Regions from separate parts of the Mus musculus genome. Here region 2 is linked to region 1. Evidence: chromatin loops called from intact Hi-C (ENCODE). Cell type or tissue: heart. All regions are shown on one strand.

Evidence for each region. Hi-C counts contacts between places; a loop is a spot of excess contacts. Peaks named below come from ENCODE experiments on the same cell type or tissue, not always from the same donor. Only the 100,000 strongest peaks of a DNase experiment are listed, where the experiment ranks them.
Region 2: a loop joins it to region 1, with 4 times the contacts of the local background. A loop is called at or near these places in 2 of 42 quality-filtered maps.

The regions. Positions count from the first base shown.
Region 1 is chr1:53,782,224-53,790,223 of GRCm38, reverse strand. Stk17b (serine/threonine kinase 17b (apoptosis-inducing)) reads left to right here and starts at 5,009. Exons shown (of 8, transcript NM_133810.3): 1 at 5,009-5,150. In heart, no CTCF peak of the experiment used is centred here; a DNase peak (open chromatin) is centred at 4,983; H3K4me3 peaks cover 1,848 bases; H3K27ac peaks cover 1,585 bases.
Region 2 is chr1:53,310,315-53,318,314 of GRCm38, reverse strand. Osgepl1 (O-sialoglycoprotein endopeptidase-like 1) reads right to left here and starts at 4,691. Exons shown (of 8, transcript NM_001285839.1): 1 at 4,457-4,691; 2 at 3,216-3,459; 3 at 26-413. The coding sequence starts at 3,436. In heart, a CTCF peak has its summit at 4,914; a DNase peak (open chromatin) is centred at 4,674; H3K4me3 peaks cover 1,498 bases; H3K27ac peaks cover 1,495 bases.

The DNA.
Region 1 (8,000 bases):
CTATCTAAAAACCTGTTCAGGATCCATTCCTTCTTTTGTTCCATTTTTTTTCCCTTTCTAAGCCAAGGAAAGTGGGCTATTGGACTTAATGATATTTGAATTACAAACTTTTTCTGATATTATGACTTTTGAAAGCTTGTATTTCCTCTACTGCTGAATTAGACAACCTGGGATTTAGACTAGTTTAAAAAGTGCATTTCCAGTCTTACAGACCTCTGCAGTAAAGACCAACAGTGTCTACAGAGCACTTGAAACAAGGCCAGTGTGACTGGCTTTTCACTGTATGTCTCCTGATTTAAATTTAAATAAGAAATGGATACTATGGTCATTTGTTACATAAAAATTAATATACTAAAAAAATTTAATATACTCGAAATAACTTATACATGTGAATCTGTTTTATTCCATGGTACATATTGTGAACTCTAAGTGCATTTAATGATTGAACAGGAAAGTGCTATTGAGTATAAAATAAAGATAAAATAAAATGAAAGCAAAATATCCACTCCATATTGAAATGGAAATACTTTAGATATACTAAGTTCAAAGAATGCATTATCAAAATTAACTGAATGTATATTTTAAACATAGATAGTAGAACACTTAGAATCACTAATGTGCACAGTATTTCTTTCAGATGGCTTTGGAGGTCCTCCCCTGTAAACTGTAGAAGGCGATTGGATCGGCAGAATGGCTCTAGTTCATCATGAATTGTGTCACAGTTTGAGGAAGACTCCTGAATCATCCTGAGTCATTTCTTAGCTAAAGAGACTTGCCCTAATTACTTTTGCTAACAAGGTATAGGAGAGCCAGGGGAGTCTGATGTAGTACTTTGGTTTGAGGGGCTGACCCATTTGTGATGTGCACAGTACTGTGGATAAAGGCACTCTGATATTTTTAACTGACATCTGAGAGTAGCATCCTGTTATTTAGAGAGGATATCTCCTCTATCCTTTAGAGAGTATATCTTTGGAGGCCAGATCTCAATCCAGCATGAGTTCCTCTGTTGGGAGGAGATTTATGCCACACTCTACAAAAATGGTTGACTCCTCCTGTGTCTGGCTATCTTCAATCTGGCCACAAATATCTGGAGTATTTGGCTATGGTCAAGTTTGCTGGCTAATTTTATGTCATCTTGACACAAGGTAGAGTCATTCTGGAGGAGAGAACCTCAACTGAGGCAAAGCCCCCACCAGATTGGCCTGTGGTACATTCCCTTGTTTGATGATTGATGTGGGAGGGCCCAGATCACCTTGGGTCGTGCCACCTCTGGATGGGTAGTCCTGGGTAATATAAGAGACTAGGCTGAGCAAACCATGAGAGAGCAAGGTAGTAAGCATTCTTCAATGGCTTCTCCATCAGCTCCTGCTTCCAGGTTCCCGTGTTGACTTCCTGCGTTGACTTCCTTCAGTGACTTATGATACAGAAGTGTAAGATGAGATAAACCCTTTCTTCCCCAGTTGCTTCTGGACGTGGTGTTTCTATCACAGCAACAGAAACCTTAAGACAACAGTTAGCAGTGTTTTCCCCCCTCTTTCTACATGGATTGAACTCTAAGCCCTTAATACATAAATAACTGGTACGCAGTCTAGGCATTCTTTTTAAGGATGCTGCGGGAGTTTGAGTTTGCAGCCTTCTCTGTGCAGAACACCATCCTCTTCCATCCTCCCTATCTGGAGGCACTCAACATGAGATCAGAGAGAATCAGTTTTTCTGGTCAGTATGTGATGGTTGGCCTGGATGGACTGGGAAAGATCACCTATCCTTATGGTGATGAACAGAGTAGATCAATGAACAGAAAGAAACTAGTTCATACATGCCCAAGGAGGCCACAGGTAGCAAGCCTCGTAAGCAGTACACTCCATGGCCTCTGCATCAGATCCTAACTCTGGGTTCCTGCCCTGCTTGAGTTCCTGTCCTGATTTCCCACAGTGGTGGACTGTGCACTGAAAGTATAAGTTGAATAAATCTTTTCCTCCCCAACTTGCTTTTTGGCTATGGTGTTTTGTCACGGCAATAAAACGTTGATGAAGACACGGTTCTTCTATTTTAATGTTCATATAAGGCGCAAATGAATTGGGAGAATACAATTAGTCTTTTACCACTGTTTCTGGTCAGTGGCACTCAAGGATATCAGCTCAGCTCAATAAATAGGGCAGAGGTAATGACAGCAGAATAGCCATCACACTATAGGAGGATTTCCTCTTCAAGGAATAACAATAGGAACATACATGGCTATGAGTGCACTGAATCTTGAATTTCCTTGAGAGACCACAGTGTTCTCCCCAGAATAGGAAATTACTTGTTACTTCAATCACAGTACCAGAGACCAAGCCAATTTAGCAGAATGTCTTTTGGAAGAGCATAAGTCTGACAACAGGCCCAAGGTGATGCGACTGTAATGGTTAACTTTGTTAATTTGACCTAGAATCTCTTAAGATGTTAACAAGAAATTCTCTACACTGGGTTGGCCAGTCTACATGCCTGCGGGGATTATCTTACTTACATTAACTGATGTGGGAAGGCCAGGCCACTGTGGGCAGCACTATCCCCTAGGCAGGGGTTTCTAAACTGCTTCAGAGCTGAGAGCAGAGCATAAGCAAACAATTGGGCATGTATGAACTAGTCTCTTTCTGTTCTTGGAGTGGATGTGATATAACTAGCTGTCTGAAGTTCCTGCCTTGACTTCCTCATAATGATGAACTGTATATCTGGTATTGTAAGTGAAATAAACCTCTTTGTTCCCTAAGTTGCTTAGGGCAGATGTTAGGACAAAAATGAGTCTGGAACAGGAGCATTAAAGTAGCACATAGGTCAATGTCTGTCACGTACCAGTGAATTCCAGGTGAGCACGCTGGAAGCAACAATGAGTTTGATTGCTGGAGAAGGCAACCTGCTTACAAAATTAAATAAAATGCAAGACGACTGCTTAAAAGCTGGTGACAATGGGGATGGGGGTGGAGCTGATGACAAGAAGAGGGTGGTGGTGGTGGTGGCAGAGAAACTCATTGGTCAAGAGCACTTGCTGCTTTTGTAGAGGAGCAGAGCTCAGTTTCTAGTACCCACATCAGGTAGCTGATGACATTTAACTCCAGCTCCGGGTGGGTGTTGGGGGCAACACCTTTAACCTCCTCTGGCACACTCACCCATACACAAACACTCCTCACATAATGAAACGTCGTTTTTGTTTGTTTGTTTGTTTGTTTGTTTGTCTGTCTTGTTTTTAATAAGCTGGCAATGGGCTGGGGAGCTGTCTCAGTTGGTAAAAATGATGACCATATCACCACAAGGACCACAGTACAGATTCCCATGTCAAAAGCTGTACACATGGTACCTGATCCTGTCACCTGTAAGTCCAGTGGATACAGGTAGATGGACCCATGGAAATCACTGGTCAGCAGGCCAAGCTGAACTGCTGAACTACAGGTTCAGGGAGAGACTGTTTCAAAAACTAAAGGGAGAGGTATTGAGACTGACACCTGACATTAATGTTTCTGGCCTCCACGTGCACATACACAGATACACACAACCCCACATAAACACACACAACACGGCCTCTACATTCAAAAGCCGGAGATCAAGGAATTGTTTAAGTTTAAAACAGTTACAAACATCTAAACACCAAAAACGATCACAAGGAACTCCAAGAGGGCACTGGCTAAGCCTTGGTACTGACACTTTTGGATGCAGCTGCTGTTTCCTGGAAGAAAGTATGGGAACAATCTCATTGGTTTGTGGACACCTTAACATTTATGCTTCCCTGGCTAAAAAGATGCAACATTATCCATTTGACAACACTTAAAGAATCAATACATTATACTGAGGCCTGTCTAAATAACAACACAGACCTCATGAAATGGTTTTGATAACTTTAAATGCATGTGTCCTGGGACATACACTGCTTGGAAGGGCAAGCAGATGGCTTGAAGAAATCTTGGTTAAATGTGACAGGGGAAGAACATAAAATGGTTGCTAAGATGTTCTAAAAGCAAGAGAGTTCCACTCACAGAATTTTTCCCAATAGTTTTTTATACCTACTAAAAAAGTACCCTTCAGCAGTTCTAGATTCTATGTGTAGATGCTACATATAAACGTATAAGTAACCTAGGATCTTATATGTATGTAAACCTACTGTATCTAGCACGAAACTTTCAGTTTTTAAACAGTCTTCAATAGTTAACAGATCTGGGGGCCTGGGGGTGGAACTTAGAAGTGGAACCCTTGCTAAGCATGTGAAAGGCCCTGTGTTCTAACACTGCTAAGAAAGAAAGAGAGAGAGAGAGAGAGAGAGAGAGAGAGGGAGGGAGGGAGGGAGGGAGGGAGGGAGGGAGGAAGAAAGAAAGAAAGAAAGAAAGAAAGAAAGAAAGAAAGAAAGAAAGAAAGAAAGAAAGAAAGAAAGAAAGAAAGAAAGAAAGAAAGTAGCAATGGGCATTGAGCAGGTACAAGTTTTCCTCATTTCCCCTACCACAGTAAACCAGCAATTAGTTCATCTTCAGATTCTCCTACAGTGTCTTGAGCTAGTTAGTGTCTTAAGACATCCAGCTGTAGAGACTAGGATCCTGGAGTCCTATTTATGGCTTCAAGAACCCATAGCAAGCTGGAATCTCTATTTGTAGGGTAGGTTCAGGAGGTAAGGAAGAGGACAAGGAAGATTTGAAACACAGAACTTTAATCATCACAAGTCAAAGAGCCCGGACATCGGCTTCTTTCATCTCTTGTGTCCCGATACTTACACATCCCGGAACTACTCTGAAGGTGGAAAAAGTGGGAAAAGAGGCGCGGACCCCCCCCCCCCCCCAACCCGGCCTGCACACTGTCCAGTTCTAGGCTACATCCAGCAACCAAGTCTTCAGGCGCTCGGCGCTCCGCCCACTCCCCGCCCCCCTCCTGAGGCCCGGCCTCACAGCACGCGCTGCCGGCCGCCGCCCCGCCCCGCCCCCACGTGACAACCCCACCCTCCGTAATCGCTCCGATTGGCTCTTGGGCAGCAGAGGGCGGAGTCTGTGTCGAAGTACAGTGTCCCAGACGCGGCTGCACTTTTCAAACCTCAACTGTAAGAAGCGTCGGTCAGCGTCTGTGCGGTCGCCGCCGGGAGTCGCCTCACAGGGGCCTGGCTGACGGCGACCAGCCGTTGTGGGGAAGAGTGCGAGGTGAGCCCGTGTAGCCGTGGCCCGGTCGGAGGGAGGGCAGAACCCGCGACGGCGCGGAGCTGCGGCGGAGCGGTCGGTGTGGGGGCGCGGGGACCCTGCGGCGAGCCCGAAGGCCAGAGCCGGCGTCCCTGAGCGCGGCCATGCCCGATAGCCTCCGCGGCGTCTCGACGTGGTCCTCCGGGTGGCTCCGGGGCTCGCGTGCTGTGGGCGCGGGACGCCTTCACGTCGGGGCGGGTGGACGCGTCCGGCCAGCAGCCTGGGAGAAACTTTGCGGTCATCGCGTGGGCCGCTGTCAGTCCCGGCGTGGGGAGCCACAGCTGTTTCCGTGACTTTTTGGCTTTAAAGCAGTGGGAATTCTTCTGTACTTGTGACCCATCCTCAGACTAGACAGCCACATCATGGCCACGGTCTGGATCTTTATCCCGACTCGGCCTTACCGTGGGAAAAGCGCTTAATTTGGCTTCACTCTCGGGATATAGATGAGTGGAGACAAAGTTGAAAGAAACTTCACGGCCGGCCGGCTGGTGGCTAGTGGCCGTGGCTGTGCTGGGACTAGAGAAGCGCTGGCTTCAGCTTGCAAGTTGGAATTAAGAAATACTTCTGAAAGCCTAGGAATTTCAACCATAATCATTAGCTTGCAGTGTGACATTCACTGAGGGTTTGGCTGACGTCATGTTTACATACATGGTACCGATAACACCGAACCTCGCCGGCAGGTTTGATACCGTGTGGACTTTTTAAGTGTTCAAGACTGGGAGAGAGGCTGTGCCTTGAGCAGCAAGGTCTGCAGAGGTAACGAGGCAAGTGGAGGCATATGTAACATGGAATTTAGAACTCCAGGAGCACAGTTTTATTATGGAGAGATATAAACTCCTTTCTCATTGGTACAGTCTTCACAGTGAGATGCCCAGAAATGGTTTTCAACAACTTCATAAAAATTGAATCACAGTGCCTTAAAATTGTGTATATTAAAAAACACTAGTCCATGGAAATCGTGACCAAATTTTAGACCTGTCTTTTCACCTAATCTTTTTGATATTAATTTAATTTTTTGGTAGTTTTAATATTTCAAGTAATTGGTTTTTTTGAGATACACATACATTTTAGATAATTTTCTGGAATGAAGGTTTACTATTAAAGTAAATTTACTTACATGACAGTATGCTTAAGTTAGAGAAGTAATATTTCTGTGATTTCAAAATTTTTTGTATGTGGATAGATTGGTAATAGTTTTTCTTGGATTTTTTTTTTTTTTTTTTTTTAAAGTAAGAATTTAGTTTCAGGAGATGGCTCTGCTGGGAAAGGTTCTTGACACCAACTCAAATGTCCTTATCCCCAGGGCCTACATGGTAGAAAGAGAAAACCTACACTTACAGCTTGTCCTCTGACCTCTAAACTTGCATGTAATAAAATATTAAGAAAAAAATTACATTTTGGTTAAGGTAGAAGTGGCATTTTAGTAGAAACTTCATAAATCAACAGTCTACCATTTATATCTAAATTAATGTCTATAGACAATGTAGGCATTTAATGGCAGACACTTCTAATTTCATTTTTCAGTGTGTATTGACAGTGAACAGTTTGTCATTGGGGTTAAGTGAACGTATAACCATGTTTTCATTGGTTTGTTTTGTAGCTGCTTGACAATTATAAGGAAGAATTTCTGTGTCAAAATCTCCCAGTTTTTTAGAGACTCAGTTTAAAACTAAATTTTCTCAAGATATGATATATTATAATGCTTATTTCCTGTGTCTAAAATTCTTACCTCCTGCATCTTGACATTTACTCTACACTTGAGTCTTGCTTGCCAGTTTTAAAGGCTTTTTGTCTTTTGAGACAGGGTCTCACTTTATAGACTTAGCTGGCTTTGAACTCAAGAGATCTGCCTGGCTCTGCCTTCCAAGTTCTGAAATTAAAGGCCCGCACTATCAGCTCAATTTTGATTATTTGTCTACTTATATGGCACTGTTGGGGACTGAACCTATGCCTTGTGCATGCAAGTTGGTACTCTGCCAAAAGAGCTATATATGCAACTACACATAGTTTATATTATCTATACCAGACTATTTTGAAAAGGATGTGTTTTTGAACTGAGTTCAAGACAGAGAAATATTCTTTTTAATTATCTTGTGCATGTAAATGAACCCCTTTTTTGAATTTATATTTATACATGATATATTTTGATTGATCACTTTGCTTTTTCCAACTAGTGCAAAAGAGGATGTACTTTAAGCATTGAGAAATTTTAATTGTAAAATGGTAGTTGTTTTTTTAACCCTTTAAGAATTAGATTCCAGTTTACATTGTAACAGTTACTGAACAAACATTATTTCAGAGGTGTTATTAGTAAAGGGTACGGTAATTTATTTTACAACAGAAATCCAATTTTCCATCTGATGAGTGATGAGCCCGCCATTATTTCCGGTTTTCAACATCTTCTCACCCTACTTCACAATTACAGGATCTATTTCTTTTTCTGAAGGTGGGTGGGGATGGCATCAGGCCTTACTGTCTTGGCCCAGTGTCAGGCTGAGGTTCCTTGCCTGGGACGTAACCCCGCTGTAATCTATACTCTAGTGGTTGGACTAGAGTCAGTTGGCTTCCCATTGTAATTTTCAGGGAATTAAATTACTGGATTTTGCTTGCTGTTCAGTGTTTAAAAACAAACATAACAGTACAGTGCTGTGAGTAGAGTACATAGAACATAGAAATCGTCTGTCAACACTAATGCTGTCTTCCAGTCCCTGGCCAACTAAAACACATCCTTGAACGAACAGAAAGTTCTTATTTCTTCTAGATGCTAGATAAGTAAACCTTCAGTTTATCTGTTTCCTAGACACAGCTCAGTCT
Region 2 (8,000 bases), 470 kb after region 1:
AAAGGAGAAGAACCTGGAAGAGTACCTTGTCAAGCATGTCGCCTGGTGCTATGTCCAAAGACTTCCCAAGGAGCAGGAAATCGGAAACACCTTGGACTAATGCCAACAGGCAGTGACCGCCAGAAATCAAAAGAACTAAAAAAGGAAATTCTACTTTATTGGTGAGCCTAATAGTCAGTGCGTGAGCCTCCATGTGATGAATCGGGATGAATGGCTTTTTAAACTGATTTACTAGCTGTAAGCTAAAGGATAAGCCAACTCCCAAGCTTAGGGCCAGTCCCGGTTTGATGGTAGTTGCAATTGCTGAGAGATCGCTTGGGGTGATTCTACAGGCAGAAAGAGTTTCTTCTACTATTCGTTGAATATTTTCTCTGTGAAGTTGTTGAGCTACTGGAGGAACAATCCCACCTGTTCTGAAACAAAAAGACAGTCTTTAAAAAAACTAGGAAAGAAAATGTTACATTTGAAGGCATTCTTCCAAATGAATCACTGTAGAAAGCACATTGTGTGCTTTATAATGTAAGTCCGATATGAGTTCAATATTGTCGCAGACTTTTCATGCTGTGTTCAAAACCCCTGAGTTTACTTCTGATGAATGACGTCACCAGAATAGCATTATAAAGCACTTCAAAGGGGTCATAAACAAAGGAAGGACAGGCTAATCCATTTAGCTCAAATCAACATTTTGAGGTGAGAATTTCAGAAATTACTGCAAGAGTAATTTGTCAAAAGTAACTATATTTAGACTCCACAAGAGAATATGAAGAGTCCAGGCATCAAAGATAACTCATATTTGGTAGGGATGACTGCGAGAAGAAGAAAATAAAACAGTGAGAAATATGAAGACAGTTTTGTGAAGATGAGTTTATTTTTAAACACAGTACACTTGAGGTCACACCAGGACAGGAGATAGCTTGCAATCCTAAAATAAAGTTTGGGAATTTAGTGCTCAGAGTTAGTGGTTGGGATTTTGGGTCTATGTGGGACAGCGGTTGATCACACAAATGTTAAGAATTAGCAGGGAGGGTTGGGAATACAGCTCAGTGGTAAAGCACTTGTCTAACATACTCAGGGCCTTGCATTCAGTCTCGAGCATGGGAAAAACAACAGGTGGAACTTGGCCAGCAACAAATATAGTAGCATGTAACTGGTTTACAGTCTGACACAGGGTCTGTAAGATTTACCTCTGGTCTGAACACATCACTGTAAAATATTTGCCACTTTAAGACCAGGTGGATAATTTCTATACAGATATGAAAATGCTGACAACATTCAATAAACACTTAGTTACTACTTTATATACTTATTTGTCTCAGAGTCATTTGAGTTTCAAGGCTCATTTAAAAAAATCTAGTACGTAATTTACACATTTTAGATTACATTTTTATTTATTTAGGGGAGGGCTGGTGAATGTAGAGGTGGTAAGAAAACAACCTGCAGAGTCAGTGTCCTCCTCCTACCATGTGAAGTTCCAGGGGCTGAACTCTGGTCAGGAGGGACCTTTACTAACGAGCCATTTCACTTCCCCTTAACATTCCATTTTATCTTAGTCTCCACACTTAATGTTTAGTTTAGTAACACTCTCACTGCCACCACCAAATGCAAAGTCTCTTTACTTTTCTAGCTGTGTCTTTTGATTCCTGGAGACCATCACAGATTGTGATGTCAGAAAACACTAGAAAGCAATATGCTGACTGGTTTTTTTCCATATCAAAATATTTGATTGGAATTTGAGAGTTTGAATGTTTGAGTTCAAGTCCTTTCCTCCCATTCATTTCTTCCTTTTTATAGCCATTTCATGCCTTCTTTGGTGTTTTCTTCAATAAAAATTATGCTAAACAATAAAGACAAATAATGAGTAAAACGGTGGCCTTATTCTCCAATAAGCAATGAGAACACATTTTATAATCATGTTTTAATTTGTATAAAGAATGCAGATGATGAGGGAAATGCAGAGATAAGGACATTGTTTAAATTTGAAGTTAGAGTCTAGGTAAGAGGCAAGGGAGGACTGAACTAAGTTGATGAGGAAGCAGGACTTGAGGGTTATATTTACAACAGCTGGATGGCTGACTTGGATAGGAAGTGGCAAGGAAAAAGTGGTGGTCTGAAAGAAGGGACATGCTAGCAACCAGTGCCTTACTACTACACTTCCTACCCTGCAATGATCTCTTCACTGTGTTGACAGGCACAGAACTGCTATTAGTAATGGCTACACTGTATTGAACCACTTATACTTGTCAAAAACTACAGCAAGTGTGCTAAAATAATTCACATTTATTTACATTTACTACATTGGCATTATGATTATCTGGATTTTACAGACAAGAAAGTTGAAAAAAATGCATGCTCTCAGTGTGACAGATTATGTAACTACACATCAGCCTGAGGCAAGCAAGTAGAGACGACAGGTGAAACTCCCACCTGATTTTAGAGTAATCTAAAAAACACAAACTAGAGATTATGTTTAAAATGTGGATTTCCACTTTCTTTTGAAAATTATGATACTCTAATCATTTTAAATTTTAAATTTTAAATACTCTAATCATTTTACATTCTTGAGTGACAATTGGTTAAAGCTAAGTATATTTTACACTTTATATCCAGTCCAATTGTTTAAGTCACTGGTCCTCTGGTCATCTGCAAACAGCTGGGTTTAAAAACCCAAGCTTAATACAACAATGTCTTAAGTACTATGTGAATTCTATGTGTACATGTGAATAGTTTTGTTTTTTTAAACTATCAGATGATGCTTTCCTGGGACTGCTGTTGAAACCACAAAGCATATATACAGGGGGAAAAGGCATCATTGAGAAAAACATCATAAAATTTATTAGTTCTGGGAATGGTTGTTGCTTCCTTCTGTTATAAGGATTGGCAAATGTTGAGACCCTACTGTGAACTGGGGAAGCCTTAAAAGCCAAGACAAGGTATGAGATATTTCTACAGCAGGTTTTGGTTTGTCTGTTGTTTTCTTTTTTGAGACAAGTCTCACTGAGTGGCACTGGCTGGCCTGGAACATCTGCCTACCTCTGCAGTGCTGGTATTAAAGGTGTGTACCATAAGGCATAGCTATTTATCGTGGTACTTAGTGGTCTTATACAATAGAAAAGAATTTAACTATTAAATTTTGACTTTTATACATGATAAATGGAAAAGAGTGGTGACATTTTTCTTTAAAAAGGCAGAAAATGACCCAAACCTTTGCTACTTACTTCAGATGAACCTGAGTTTGGGAGTGCAGTGCTTCCCCCAGCACATTCCCAGTTTCATCCACCACAGCCGCTCCTGTGTCATCACAGCTGGTTTCAATTCCCAGGACCAGTTTATGACAAGAGAGAGTTCTGGGATGAACACTAAATCTTCTTAAAAATCCATAAACTTTACTCTTTGGGGGCTTGGGAATAGCTCCTGCTGTCCTTCTTAACATTAGCATATTTGTTACTCTACAAATACTTCCTAGAAAAGAGTTACAGAAATATTATGTCATTTGCAATGAATTCATTTATTTAAACAAAATAATGAATGTTATCTTATTTTTTAAGTATGCAGACTTCAAAATTTTAAGAACATTTGTAAAAACATTATCAAAATCTTTTAGAGGTCCTAGAAATCACTAGATAGGAATAAATCAAATTTTGCAAGAGAAAAATGAGAAGCATATAAAATGATTATAATGTATCAAGTTGAGCACCCCCAAAGTGAAAGAAGCTCTAAAGCACGCTACCACCTGAGTTGTTAGTGGAAACACAAAAAGTACTAAAAATATTATTGTATAAAATTGCCTTAGCTGTGTTTACAGGATGCAAATGAAACACGAATTTCACATCTATACCTGGGTTTCATCCTCAAATTGGTCACGAATATGGCACATCGCAAAATTAAAAAAAATTTTTTTTTGAAATTTGGAACACTTCTGGTCCAGGCATTTTGGGTAAACCATGCTCAACACGCACTTTATACAACAGTTAATGTTATAGTATAATAGTTATGTGGACAGTACTACTTAAAGTGATGTTAAAAATTAAAGGCAAATAGAACAAATCAAAAATAAAGGCCTCCCATTTATTGACTCCCCTCTCCCCCAGAAAATAGTGTACTGCATTTGGACAGTTTATTAAAATATTATGCTCACTAATCAGGATTTAATTTTGTATTTTGGAAGCAAGCCCTCTCATAAAGTTCATTGTAAAAAACAAGCAAAAACCCCCGGCATCTCTGCAAAGACAACCGTAAACACTTATCCAATCTTCGGATTCACATCTCCACTTTTTGTAATAGGTTCACCACCCAAACCTCTTCCTAAACCCTTCTCCCCACATCAACTCCTCCCCAAAAGGTAGCAATCCATCCATCACTAAACATAAACACTCTAGTATTCCCACACTGCAAGACGTGTGGAATGAGCAAAACTGGGGTTAGAAATACAGTGAACGCGTCAACTGGGAAAGCAGACCTGCAGTGACTGGGCTGAGAGTAAACTACGCGCAGATTTCAGTCGTGAGCTCCCACAGCCTCTCCAGAAGAATTAGTTTTGGACAACACAGCTGGAATCTGTTGCTGGAAAGCAACGGAGTCTCTGTTGGTGGTGAGCAAAAGCTTGGGACAGGAAAGACGTGCGCGGGAGCAGTCTCCATTCCCCTTAGGAAACTGCGGGCGCCCGCACTACGCAGGCGCCCGGAAGTGACGTCACCGCCCTTGGGCCGGCGGTCCTTCTCTTGTCTTAGTAAAGAAATGCTTAATAACTTCTTATAGCCCCAGGCGTTCCTGCCAGGTTTGTGAATACCAGGTCTTTTACTAAGTCACGCTGATAGCGACTCATGAAAAGGTGTCCAGATTCAGTAGATCTCACTGTGCCCACACTATGCCGCATTTAAGGAAAGGGTTCTGCCCTCCGTTAGAACTTTGCTGCCACCAAGAGAAAAAGGGTAGGATTTACTGTCATTCTATTTTAGGAAAGCTGTCACCAGACTTAAAAGGTAGTGGCCTGAGAAACCTTCCATTTTCATGGGGAAAGTATTTTCATCAGAAGTCAGAACACCCGCAAAAACAGCACTTGATTCTCAGTGAAGTGTATTTGGTTGTACAGTTTAAACAACTGCTGCATTTATCATCCCAAGTGAAGCACCCATGGCATTCTATAGCCCCGGATTACTAGGTCAGCTTTCAACTTTCTGTATAGCATGTACTAATTATTGCATCTTGCTTTGTTTTTGTTGGTCTGGTTTGTGAACCTGTTAGTACAATCAAATGGATGTATTCCAAATCTTTCCTCTCTACCTAAACTTTAAAACTGTAGCAAGCAAAGGCTTTACAATGCAAGGCTGGGAAGGGCTTGGATCTTTGCTTTGATGAGTTAAAAAACCACCACCACCACCACCAGGTAACTCTTCTCACAGACTTACACTAAACTCTAGGAGAAGGTACTAGTAAATTCATAATTACAATATTGAACTTACTTTTAAAAAAATTGAGACTTTTTTCAACCTGTGACAATAAAGTAACAATTTTGTGCCAGCAGGGTCAGGAACACATCCAGGAGATACTGTGCTTGGTGGCCTCATTTACAGATAATTGGGCTGCTAATTTTGAATGAATTTAGTCACAGAGTTAAGTGCCTCTGACTAACACAGAATGGGCCAGGGCAACCTTGAGTCTGGAACCTGTTTGGTTAAATACCAGAAGTCAAACTCATTTGTAACCTTCAGGTGAATTTAATAGGAAGAATTTTACAATACTTATACCTTACGTGTTCCACTTAGATGCATGTACATGTGTATGAAATATAAAAATCTATGATTCAGGTTCTTGCAATGTTGTCCAGAACTCGCGGACTTCTTTTTGTAAGCCTCCACAGTAACTGGGACTACAAATACCCACTCCTGTAGGCCTACCTGGACTTTATCACACATTCATCCAGACTGTTCCTTTATGGCAGGTACTTTCTTAGTTGTGAGAGCTAAAAACTTAAGGTTAACCCTCGATCTTCAATGCAGATAATTGAAAGGTAGAGAACTGGAAATGCACACAAAGTGGAGTAACCTGGAGAAGGCTGAGTGGTTTGAATGGCTGTATCTGTAGCCTGGCAAGATCATGACCTAATTCCTTGGTTTCTGCATCTGATTCCTCTCCAGGCTTTGGCTTGGAAGTGACTGGACTCTAGATTACTGAGTCACACATCACAAATTGCTAGAAAACCATTTAAAAGTCATCAGAACTTGTTAGTTTATTAACTTGTGAAAAAATGTAATAATGTTGGAGCTAGGATAGTGAGTCTGCTGGTCTCTCATCTTTGTTTTCAATAAACCACAATGAAGATCAAATGAATATTATATGAAAGCAGTAGATATAAACTCAGTGCTCTTAATGGCTAATATTTCAAGCTTGAGGAATTGCTTCCCACTTGAGTCACACACCAGCCTCAAATCAGTCATGCATTCTATGGCCAGCTGCCTTTCTCCTTTCCAGTCTTCTTTACTAAGCAATTCCATCTTTGATGTGAGAAAAATCCTTGTACTATAGGAAATACTGTTCGTCTGGTTTCATTTTTGGAGGATTTTTCTCTTACGTTTGCTGAGGTATTATACTTACTTTACAACTTGTCCTTCAGGTTATCTTCTTATGGCAGATAACCATAGAGAGAACCAAGAGAGAATACATGGTCTGAAGAACCCTTGTTGTTTATACTCTTCACTACCATTGATCTCCAAAAGTCATCTTCCCCAAAGTAAAATTTAGTAGCTGGTAAACATTAATACTTCAATCTTGGCAACAACTATTCTCCTCTGTCTTTATGAATGTAAGTGGAAATCATAACCACATTTGTCCTATTGTGACTACTTCATAGGGTCTTTGAGGTTATCTGTTGTCTACCATATATCAAAATTCCCTTTTAAACATAGAATCACATATTATTGCATAAATGCGTTATTTTATCCATCCCTTTTGATATGGGCATGTCTTGACTTGTGGCTAATGTGAAGAATGCGGCTGTGGACATGGATGTTCACACATCCATGTTCCTGCTTTACTTCTTTCAGATCTATACTTTGTTAGTACGTTTTTCATTGTTGTCATGAAGAACACTTTCAAAGGATGACAGGGTGTTTGGGCTCCTCATTCAGTTCATGTATGGCTGACTCCATTGCTTTGAGGACTGTGATTACGGAATCGCTTCATTTTCTTCTTTCTGCAACAGTGTCATCCATGAAGTGCACATTTGACCACTTACCATTTTACATGCTACCGATTAGTCTGAGTAACTGCTTGGCTGCAGTCGCTTCCCAACTATTCTGTTTTCTATTCTCAGCTCATTTTCAACAGCAGTCAGTGAGCTGTGAATAAAATGAATCCCTCTCATTTTCTGTGTAACTTTTTCACGCTGCCATTCTCCTTTCTCTTTTCCCTGTGCCAGTGGCTTTCTTGAGTTATCTCAAACACATTTCTGGAGTTCAAGAATCCGTTACTATTCTTCCTGGCAATCTTTTCTAGACTGCTGTACTTTCCACTTCTTATTCAGCAGTATTCAAATGCTGTAGGTCTGCTACATGTTAATGTCCACGCATCCATTACCTTGCATCCTCCATGGTATTCCTCACTTCCTCAAGTACCTGTAAGCACCTCTACAGAAGGCACACATTTTTCTTCTTTACAAACTCTGTAGCCTAAAACAGCATAACCAAGCAAACCCTCATATAGCTACGAATAAATATGTTTTAAAGCATTCAAAGTAGAAAGCACAGAAAATGGGAAGAGAAATTCCTATTTGTACAGTATGTGCAAAAAACTAGTTTTCAAAAATGAAGTTAAACTGGGCAGTTAAATTAATTAAAGCTCATGCCTTTAATACTAGCACTCAGGAGACAAAGGCAGGTGGATCTCACTGAGTTTGAGGCCATCCTCGTCTACGGAACAAGTTCTAGGACAGCCAGAGCTATACACAGAGACCCTGTCTTTAAAAGAAAAGAATAAAGAAAAAAATGTACTTAAACAGAGGAACA